Regions from separate parts of the Homo sapiens genome. Here region 2 is linked to region 1. Evidence: chromatin contacts called from ENCODE Hi-C or POLR2A ChIA-PET data. All regions are on one chromosome and are shown on one strand. Each heading gives the region's core, a stretch centred on a gene start or an enhancer-like site at or near the end of the contact. The rest is flanking DNA. Distances are from core to core; before and after follow the strand shown. Region 1 holds the start of CGRRF1 (cell growth regulator with ring finger domain 1). Region 2 has its middle 110 kb from the start of LINC00520.

Region 1 (5,453 bases), core at 2,075-4,574:
TTTCCCATTGGCAAAGAGCTAAAGAAATTACCAAACCGATGCCCCCAAATTCTATCTTTGAAAGTTTTCTCACCAGGATCCCATTCTTAGTGACAATTTCTTTATCAGTCAGGGTCCAGGCAGGAGTCTGAAAATGCATCCGTTATTTTAACAGAGAGATTGGACTTGATTTTTAAAGTTGTCAGCATCAACATCAAGAGAAATTTTCATATGAAAAATGTTAACCATATGTTGAAGAACTGAAAAGGCAAAAAGAGGACACTGAGTCCTACTTATGTGATAAGAAGTAGTAACAGCAGGAAGCAGCTATCACTCCTAGGACAAGGGAACAGAGAAAAGAGAATAAAGAGAATTTACTATAGTTTAGAAATGTGGAGGAGAGACTCTATGGAGCTCAGGACTCAGATCTGAGGAAAGGATACTGGTATCTTTAAGGAAGTGCATAAGGCTGATTCTAGCAGAGTAGGAAAGCATAAACTGGAACAAGTGGGACCAACTATTAATGCCAGAGTGAGGCACTATTGTGGCAAGTGACAGACAAGAAAAGGAATCAACAGGAAGCAGCAAGTCCCTTCATCCTCTTCCAGCTTTCCAGTCTCCCTCCCTTGTTGGCAAAGCCCAATGGGCAGTCAGCTTGCAAAGAAGAAATGTAGTTTAGAGTTCTGCCCTAGATTCACAAAGCAGAGGGTGGTATGAAGTTGAGGTCAACAGCTTAATAAACTGTGGTCAAGAGGAGGCCGGGAATAGCTACTGGAGTCATGGTCCCTGATTATTTGAAACTGTTAAAGGATGTAAATGGACTTTTGGGCTTCTTTGTGCTCAGTGCCTGCAGAAAGCTATCAGAGATCACAGAAACCACCACATGGTGAAAGAAAAATACTATATTTCCAGTTGCATGCTTCTTTGCTATTGCTATTGGGATTCCAATAATCATATGCTCCTGTTTTTTCTCCACTCCCACACAGTGCAGGCAGACATGGCAAACAGTGGAAAGAAGCAAATAGTGAAAAACTCAGAGAAGTACCAAGGGAAAAACCATGACAGAAAACACATGAACAGTAGAGATGGTATTATGGGAGGTTAAAACAAAACAAAACAATGACAAGGGTGAAAAACATGCGTATTAACTAGTTTACCCTTCTGACTGGGGTACTATTGGTACTATTAGAAAGATGTTTTTATGCGATTTAGATGGTGTCCAAGTTTTCATCATTTCTAGTCAATAAATACATGGCCTTGGCTTAAGTTTGCAAATAAACATAGTAAAAAGTTTATCTACGTGGGCAAAACTAACTCGGATGGAGAGAATGGTTGGGTTAGGCACAAGATGACTGGTTAGGCCTAAATTAGGATGGAAGTGACTGGATTTACATGGTCTTGTGGCCTCAGCAGTGCTTAGCCCAGACTTCCAAACGTTCTATAATTACATGGGCTTCCACTCTTGTAAAAAGTCTTACCTAAATGGGGTGATTTGGCAATTATTAAATTTTCAAACCAAGTCTTAAAGCTGGCAGAGCCAGGATTTGAACCTATGTCTGACTGACTCCAAAGTCTGTCTGTTAACCACTACAAACATGAGGCTCCTGACTACCCTCTTCCCAATACTAAAGATTGATATCTAAGATATCTAATTAGTTGGCCTATTTAAAATAAAAATTAAAGCACATAAGGCAATTATCAACTAGTTACTATTTTCCTTAGTGGAGGAAAATTATGCTTCATTAAGAGAATAACACTAACATTATAGTCATTTAAAAATCTTGTGTTAAGACTGCTTTTCTCACATGGGCAACACCTTCCTCATTCCAATTACAAACTTTTGTGTAATGAACATTAGCAATAAAATCTGATGGGTCAAGAATAACCAATTGTGTAAGATTGGTCTTTGTTTTCCAATCTTACCCCCACAAATAAGGAATTTGTATTTCCAATCCTCACCCACATACAAGGCAAGGAATTCTATGCTCTATTGCTGGTAGGGTGAGGAGCAGTGTGGACAGGTTAAAACTTTTGTCACTTCCTAAAGATGGCATATATTTTCAGAAACCGACAAGGGCCCGTGTTCTTTAAGGCAATCACATATATGTGACCAAAGGCTATTTTAAAACTCGTTTTACGTAGCCTTCTTTATTCACTAACATGTTCTCTGCCCCTATGCTCATGCTGTCTTCTCTGAGATGCTTTTTCTTCCCTACTATATACATTTAACTCCATTTATTTTTCAAAATGCTCATTCTCCAAAATCCAGCTCATGTCCCTCTTCAACAGAGTCCCCTCTGACCTCTTCAGACCATGGCTGTTATCCACTTAGAACTGCTGTTTGATCTTTTTGTAACTATTATCATCTCAAAGGGATTTTGGAGGCTGCAGCCTAGAAAAACTGTTGTGGGCTAGTTACACGGTTTCAACTCGTTATTTACAAGGCTTGTCTAAACATGATACAATAGCATCTCCTCAAGAGAGAAATTGAACCTCTAGGCTAGAAGAATTGCTCAGCGGTTATCTAACAGACCATTCTCCTTGTCTCCAATAGGCAACTGTCCTACCCTCGGTGTTACATATTTCTAAGGTCTCTTCCAGCTCTAAAATTATGATTTTACAATTCTATCGACTAAATATTACTTCAAAAGGTGTGGAATGTATACAGAAACCATTAAATTCTCAAACGGTAACAGTTCAGTTACAAGTTACTCTGAAAGATCTGAGGCTAAGGGCTCCATTCAGGTCAGAATCACAACTGTTAACCTCGCTTACTGTCCAGTCTGTGCACTGTAGCACAGGTGACTAACTCATCCAGGACACACAGTAGGCCCGAATCCGGGACAGAAGCCTACTAGAGAAGCACTTTCTCCCAACACCAAGCCCAAGCCCAAGCCCTTCCTGGCTGCTTTATCGCCTAGAAACAAAGCTGAGTAAAACACCCCAATGCGGTACCACCCCAAGATGCCCCAGCGACACGGACCAAACGGTGATGCAGGGCAGTGACGCAGGTGCAGCGTCCACCTTGTTTTCCTCCCAGAGAAAGTCGGAGTTCTAGGCACCCGGGGACACCGAATCCCCGACGTCCTCCGGCCCGCGGCCCTCCGGCTCCGGTGCCCCCTGCTGCTCGTCGCGACCCCACTCTGGCGGTATCCGCCCCTTCGTCTCTCACCCCTGGGACACTTACCATCCCAATACCAGGCCGGTGGTCACGATGAAGCAGGTAAAGACCACCGCGATGTAGAAAAGCGGCGAGTATTCATAAAGCGTTACCAGAAACACCGCAGCCATCAGGGTCTTGCTCTGGGTAGAGCCCGGCTCCAGCCGCGGAGCCCAGCCCAGCCCGGCTGAGCCCCGCCCGCCCGGCCAGGGTAAAAGCCACTACAGTGCCCCGGAGCGGACAAACTTTGTAGGTCCGCACTTGCCTGGGGTTCTCATGAGCTAGACTTTAGGGCAGCCTCGCGGACAGCGGGAGCTGGCGTGCCAATCACGGCGCCCCCTGCCGGACACGCCACGCCCCTCCCGCTCCCGTCCCGAGCTATTGGCTACGCAGACCTGGGATGGGGGGGGCCCGACTCGCACCGCCCCCGACTCCCAGGATTGGTACCCAGCGGGCGTCTTAAGCGCTGTGGCCCAGTGGTCATTGCTGTTCCGCCGGCAAATTCTAAGTAGACTTTGGGGCCAACTCTGTGCCAGCCTTAGGCAATGTAGGTTTTCTGATGTCAGAGAGAGGCGCAGTCTGAAATCTACGTGCATCGTTTCTAAATCCTGAAACCCTGCCTATTATATCTTAGGCAAATTTGGGAGAGGGTGGAGGAGGAGGAGGAGGAGGGCGGGCATCTTGGATTCTACAAAATGAAATAACCATAAGCACAGTGAAAACACAAAAAAAGGAGTCTCTACCACAAGCAATTTATACGAGACTTGTCAGCCTTTTCAGATTGGACTTAATCATAGAGGAAAATCAGCATTGCTTATCCAAGATTCTCTTAGAAATAAAGCATCCGCTTCCTCCCACATCCCCCTCCTTTTCTCCTCTTCTTGTACTCCTCAAATTAGAATTAGCCAAACATTTGAAACTGTATTTGTTTCCACTTTAAGAATAATTTTTAAAAAACTTTTTAAATCACACAGAAGCTTTTTAAAAATTACTGAAAGTAGCTAAATGGTCACTCCCTTGTCTCAACCCTGTGAGTCAGCTCCATCAAGGTGGCCTCCCTGAAAGTCTTTCATAACAGTTCATTGACACCTCGTTGGTTTGCATTTACTCCTAAAGCCACATCTAGCCACATCAGAGAATGGGGATATGTAGTCTTATTATTCGTGAGCAGCAACACACCCTGGTACAAATCAAGAGTTTTGTTACTGAGGAGGAAAGAGAATGGACATTGGGATAGTTAACTAGTAGCCTCTGTCACACTCCTAAATCACCAGTAAAATTCGTGTTGAGAAAGATGAACTAAGTTTGTCCTATGGCCTCACATATTCCTTGGCAAATGAGCACGTAGTCTCTGGAGCAGCACTGTTTGAGAAGCTTGCTTCTACAACACAATTTTTAATTACTATATATCTGATTTGTGAAAATATATACTTTAATCAGCCCTCAACTGTTGGAGAATTTTTCATTGCTATAAATAACACTGCAATGAACATCCCTACAGCTAAAGTATTTCCTTAGGATAAATTACTAGAGGTGGAACTATGGTTTTAAAAAATGTACATTTTAAAGATTTTGTAAAAACACTGCTCTCCAGAAATGTACCAATTTGTATTCCCAGTTTTTCATCCACAGTTTTGCCATCATTTGATATTGTCACTTAACAAAAATATTGGCCAATCTGAAAGGCTCCCTTCTCCAGCAAGCCTTCCTGGATGCTTCCAAACCCTTGGGGAGATGCCTCTCCCAAAGCACCCAGTATGTAACTGTATGGGAGCCCTCTTATTTCTGGTGTGAGCACCTGCTCACTAGTGTATTTAGCCTGCTAGGAACCCAGCTCTCTGAGCACAGGAATGACACATAATTGATGTTTGTGCCACCGGTACCTAGTATATGTCGGGTAGTCATATTACTGAATTAATAAATAAATGAAATAAGCTTTTCTCCATGAGATTACTTGGAAGCACAAAGTATCTATATTAGAGTTTTTTAAAAAAAAGTTTGACTCTCAGATGAACAGGAAGAATGACTGTTCTTTATTATCTATAACTGATCTAGTTTAGCTTGAAACCCCACCCTAGACCCAGCATGGTGGCTCATGCCTGTAATGCCAGCACTTTGGAAGACCAAGGCCAGCACTTTGGGAGACCAAGGCAGGGAGATGGCTTGAGCCCAGGAATTGAGACCAGCGTCAGCGACATAGTGGGACCCTGTCTCTACAAAAAATTAAAAAATTAACTGGGCGAGGCAGAAGGATTGCTTGAGCAAGGGAGGTTGAGGCTGCAGTGAGCCACGATTGTGCCGCTACACTCCAGCC
Region 2 (5,453 bases), core at 1,018-3,517, 1.2 Mb before region 1:
ATATTCTAAAAAATGGACCCTGTTACTGTCCATTTAGAACAGATGGATAAGGACATTTTGGTATATTCCCTCAATTAAACATTATATAGGAAGATGAAGGGGGAAGAGGAAAAAAGAGAGGGGACAGAGAAAGGGAAAAGAAGGAGAAACTCAAGCTATATGCAACCATATTTATGACTCTCATAAAATAATGTTGAGCAAAAAAGGCACATCACAGAAGACATTAATCATCCATCTTAGTAAAGGTCAAAAGCATATAAAACTAAATAATGTACTATTGGATGTGTAAACCTATACAAAAACACTACTTACAAAAAACAAAGGAGTAACATACACGAATTTGGAATTGTGATTATATCTGTGAGTGGTCAGAGTTGGATGGGATTGGGAAAGGATATCCAAGGAAACTCAAAGTAACGGTAACATTATCTCTTTTAAATAGGATAGCAGGTAACCAAGTGCTCATTGCATTCTTATTATTTATACCTCACAGGTATTTTACAACTGTCATTCTCAATCAAATCAATAATAAATAAAAGTAATTTTAAGAAACAGTTATTACCAAATATTCAACTTAGGCACTGTAAAGCTCTATAAAGACTCCAAAGAATAAACTCCTACAACAATACAACTTTCTAGATAACTTTCCAACGTACCAGTAGCAAAATGAAACATGGATTTAAAACACTAAGCATGGTACCTGGAAAACAGCACTCAATAAATGTTTGCAATTATTATAACTGCCATTATTTTGTTGTTGTAATTATTACTAATAATACATGCTAACTGCTTTATAGAGGCATCAGCCACAATCCAGTTAAAAATTGTAAAGTTAACTCCTAGATCATTGTGAGAGTGAACAGAAACTGGGGCAATTATGTGTTAAAGCTACTCATGATATTAAAACCAGGTGCTCAGCACATATGCAAAAGTTCTGTATTCTCCATGCAAATGTGGGTAGGAAATGCAAGCTAGTTTATTCAAAATAGGTGTCCAGATACAGGCAGAAAGTTACCAGGATTAGTTGTCAGGAAAAAAACCTGTTTCATCTGACTGGACATATTTATCTGTTCTAACAGAAGACTAAGTCTATAGAGACTGTTACCTAACAGAACATTAGGGCTAAGATTCCATAAAAACTTTTATACCTGGGTTCCTATATTGTCCTCATAGTATTAGGTGAGTAAACCACCCTGTCCTTGTTACCAAAAGTGGGAAAAACTTACACTTGTCTCATCTTACATTATTCCAAGCAATTCCTTCTTCGAGGGGATAAAAATCATAATATTGGTCAATTGGAGAACAGCATTCATGCATATTCAGACTTTGTCAGGGTGGATAACAAAGAAATTCACTGAAGAGGAAAAAAGCTTCAATTTGACTTATTTCTGAAAAAAATATTCTCTGTGTGACATGATGAGAAAATATCAAGAAACACCAAGAGAACCACCAACTGGAGCCAAACACATGTTGCAGTCTCTGTTCCTCTCCAAATTTGTAGAATTTATAGAAGTGGTATAAAAATACTTAGTAAATATTTTAAAACCTTGAAAACAAGAACACTCATTTAATAAGAAACTGTGAAGAAATTGCAAAAGAAGAAAGGCAAATTGAAAACCATATGCATGACTTTCAGTGTGTTCCCCAAACCAGCAGCATTAGCTGCCGGGAATTTGTTTGAAATGCAAATTCTTGAACCCTAACCCACACCCACTGAACCAGAAACACAGTTTGGGAACTGAGAATGTTATCAATTAATAAATTTGATTTTAACAAGTATAAAGCATACTTTCAATAGTTTGGAACATTTACAGATATTGACTATATAATTGGCAACAAAGGAATTGTTAGAGAAAACTCTAACAATTATTGCATTTGGGTTAGAATTTGCTAGTCACTGATACAGTTTGGATGTTTGTCCCCTCCAAATCCATGTTGAAATGTAATCCCCAGTGGAGGGATTACATTACCTAGCAGGAGGTATTCAGATCACTGGGGCAGATCCCTCATGATTTGCTTAGTTAGCATGATGAGTGAGTTCTTGCTCAGTTAGTTGACACGAGATCTGGTTGTTAAAAGTGCACAGTCCCTTCCCCTTCTCTCTTGCTCCTGCTTGCCATGCAATACTCCGGCTCCCCCTTTGCTTTCTGCCATGATTACAGGCTTCCTGAAGTCTCATCAGAAGCAGATGCCAGCACCCTGCTTTCTGTACAGCCTGCAGAACCATGAGCCAATTAAGCTTTTCCTTATACATTACCCTGCCATGGGTATTTCTTTTTAGCAATGCAAGAAATGACTAACACGGTCACATTTTAATTTTATTTACATAGCTAGCAAGGAGAAAAACTAGATGCAGAGGTTTGATAAGCCTGCACAATTTAGGTGGCAATGGAACTTACCAACACAATTCATCAACATAAGTAAGCAAATTTCCATTTCCTGTAACTATAGTCTGTGGATTAACTCAACAGTAACATATTTTATATATTTTGAAATGAATACTGCATTCACTAAATAGGAACTTTGTGTTTGGCACTGGATGAAATCCCAAGAACTCTGTATTGAATAGCTCAGGAAGAACCTGCTATTGACTCATAAACTCGTAACTGCTAGATTCTTCATAGCAAAAGCAAGAGACAACGCAGAAATGCAAATCTAAATAAGACCTTTCCCCACCTGTTTGATTCTGTTTCCTATGTTCTGAGGTCACTGGAAAATAAATATTCCCCAACTCCCTCTTATTTTTTAACTGAAGAGGGTAACAACCAGTCTGGTATAGTAACCTGAAAACTCAAACTTTCAGATAATGAAATCATTTCCTGCCAAAGCTTCACATTCTTGTTGACACATTCTTATTCTAAACCAAGACTAAATAAATTTCTTTTTTGGTTTATAATTTCTTTCTGAACTCTCCACAAATTCAGGAAATTGGTGTCATATAGGTCATATTCACTGACAAAAATGCAATATTAGAAAAGGATCCTTTAAAAATCTACACATGTGAAAAATATATAACACACTCCAAAAAAAATAAAAAAGCTTAAAGAAAGCCCAGCTGAAAGTGGGAATGTATAAATTGTGGCATATTCTTAGTTCAAAATGAATAAATTTTAAAGTTAATATTGAATGAATAACGCAAATGGCAGAATGATTTGTATAAATTTTGAAAACATGCAAAATAGTATTACATTAGTTATGGATACCTACCTATGGTATTGATAATAACATGAAATTAAATGATAAATCTCAGCTTCAGTGCAGTGGCTACCTCTGAAAATGCAGGGAAATTTGATGGGGGTTATACAAGATGTTTCAACTGTAGCTAATGTTTTCTTTTATTTAAAAAATTCAAGCGAACAGAAGGTGGAGGAACACAGACTTTTTCTCTTATTTTCTATGCTTTTCTATATGTTTGAAATATTCACAATTTAAAAAAATTAAAAACTGGAAGACTAACAAAATACCTATATATCAAAATCTGAGGTGCAGGTAAAGAAGTCCAGAGGAAAATGTATAGCCTAAATTATTAGAAAACAGGAACTGAAAATAAATGAATTAAAATTTACAGGTAAGTTGGCAAAGAAAATAAAAAAAGTATAAAAACATAAATGAATTGAATATAAAACAAAATACATAAAACATGTGCTAAGTTGTCCAATATAATTTAAAACTGTTGGAAAAATAAACCAACATGCCAGACCAGTGACTCGTTTTTGATCTCAGAACTGCTTTAGACTTAAAATCTTATTTCTATCAATATTCAACGTACTAGAAATTAAAACCAAGAAAATTGGAAGTTTACTAATTTAAAATAACAATATAATGAACATATTTTCATGAACTATAACTTCATTTTCCAAAACTCAAAAGATATAATGAGAAGAGTGGCATGACTTTACATATTTGCAAATCTTTTTTGTAGGGAAGGGGTCTCCCTATGTTGCCTAGGCTGCTCTTGAACTCCTGGCCTCCTCAAGGGATCCTCCCACTCCGGCCTTCCATAGTGCTGTAATGAGTCATGAGCCACTGCACCCGGCCTTGTAAATCTCTTTAATTCCTGGCCTAATAGAAGGCAACTGCTTCTGAATTCAATCTGTTGTGATATGTTGTTTTAGTTGAAGTATATGAAAAAAATCTGGCCTCACACAGACATATCCTTGGAAAAAAGGCAGCCATTTCAGACAACTGTGGATGTTCTTTAATGCTACAGCCAAACTCAAGTGGTAATTTATTAAAGATTAACCACAATATGGAGTCTGAAATGATATCAATGAACTTTTTGCACTGTTACATTAAAATCCATTGGTTTGTCTTGCCCTTTTTTTTTTTTTTTTTTTTTTTTGAGATGGAGTTTCTCTCTTGTTGCCTAGGCTGGAGTGCAGTGGCACAATCTCAGCTCACTGCAACCTCCGCCTCCCCGGTTCAAGTGATTCTCTCACCTCAGCCTCCCGAGTAGCTGGGATTACAGGCGCCTGCCACCACGCCCAGCCCTGTCTTGCTTTTTGAAGGGATTTTTCACCCATGCATGACTTTGTAACACTGTGCATTGATAATTTGGAAAATACTGGTTCACTGAGTTATACAGATCTTCCAAATGTTTACACACTTCATTACACATATCACAAAATCACATTCATTACCATCACTACTGATCTCATCAGAAGACATTCTTAGGTGACTTTGATATTGTAGTAGGACTTTTACTGGGATGAGTAGTGGTGTAAATACAGTAACAAACAAACAATTGGAAGCCACTGCTTTTAACACTTGCTGAGGTACCATTCAGCGCAGATTCAATATGGTGAAAAAGGCAAATAACGTCTTATTATGAAAATTAAGTTTGACCTTGCAAACTCCTAGAAAGGGTCTTGGAGATTCCCAGTGGACTGCAAACCATACTTTTGAGAACCACAAAGGTAGGCAATCCCTTGCAAAGTAGAATCAAGACAAAATGAGAGAAGGCACCTTAACAACAGGAACAAATGGAGGGAAAAAAATGAGTAAATTTAAAAATTATCAGACTATGTATAGTCTAATTTTAAAAATTACTCCAGTAATTTATATAATTACACTCACATTTATAAATGCATACATATATAAAAAAAATTTTTTTTATGAGTATAAATAAGGCAATCAAGCCAGACAGCTTAGGTTGGAGGTTGGAAACCTGGTTCCTCTACTTAGTAGCTGTGAGACCTTAATTTAATTATCCTCCCTGTGCCTCAGTTTCCTTATCTATAAAATGAAGATGATGAAAGCACAACCCCCTGGCCAGTTAAATTCTAGGGAAGATTAAATGAACTAACGTAACTGCTTAAAAAACATCTGGCATGTGATAGGTTGTACAAGTGGTATGTTGGCTGCCTTGTAGAACTCTGCCAACAAATATGAAATGGCCAGATTTTCTAGGAAAATAAAAATGACAAAAATGTAGTCAAGAAAAAAAAATCTAC

What was found. A loop is a pair of places that touch in the nucleus more often than their neighbours do. ChIA-PET counts read pairs that join two places held with the same protein, here RNA polymerase II (POLR2A).
Region 2: a map of endothelial cell of umbilical vein shows a loop between it and region 1 (9-fold over the local background). The contact joins the enhancer-like site here to the promoter of CGRRF1 in region 1. A Hi-C loop is called at or near these places in 1 of 168 maps with a recorded cell type or tissue (endothelial cell of umbilical vein). POLR2A ChIA-PET finds 5 or more read pairs at or near these places in 1 of 52 experiments (WTC11).

The regions. Positions count from the first base shown.
Region 1 is chr14:54,507,777-54,513,229 of GRCh38, reverse strand. CGRRF1 (cell growth regulator with ring finger domain 1) reads right to left here and starts at 3,324. Exons shown (of 6, transcript NM_006568.3): 1 at 3,167-3,324. The coding sequence starts at 3,270. RefSeq lists an enhancer at 2,844-3,073 and silencers at 3,249-3,434, 3,234-3,663.
Region 2 is chr14:55,687,330-55,692,782 of GRCh38, reverse strand. No RefSeq gene overlaps it. Among named protein-coding and RNA genes, the nearest start is that of LINC00520, 110 kb to the left of the region's middle. Within about 2 kb of position 2,267, at least 3 of the 41 ENCODE cell types and tissues checked have a DNase peak (open chromatin) inside an H3K27ac peak, as active enhancers do; they include endothelial cell of umbilical vein, where a contact is called at or near this core.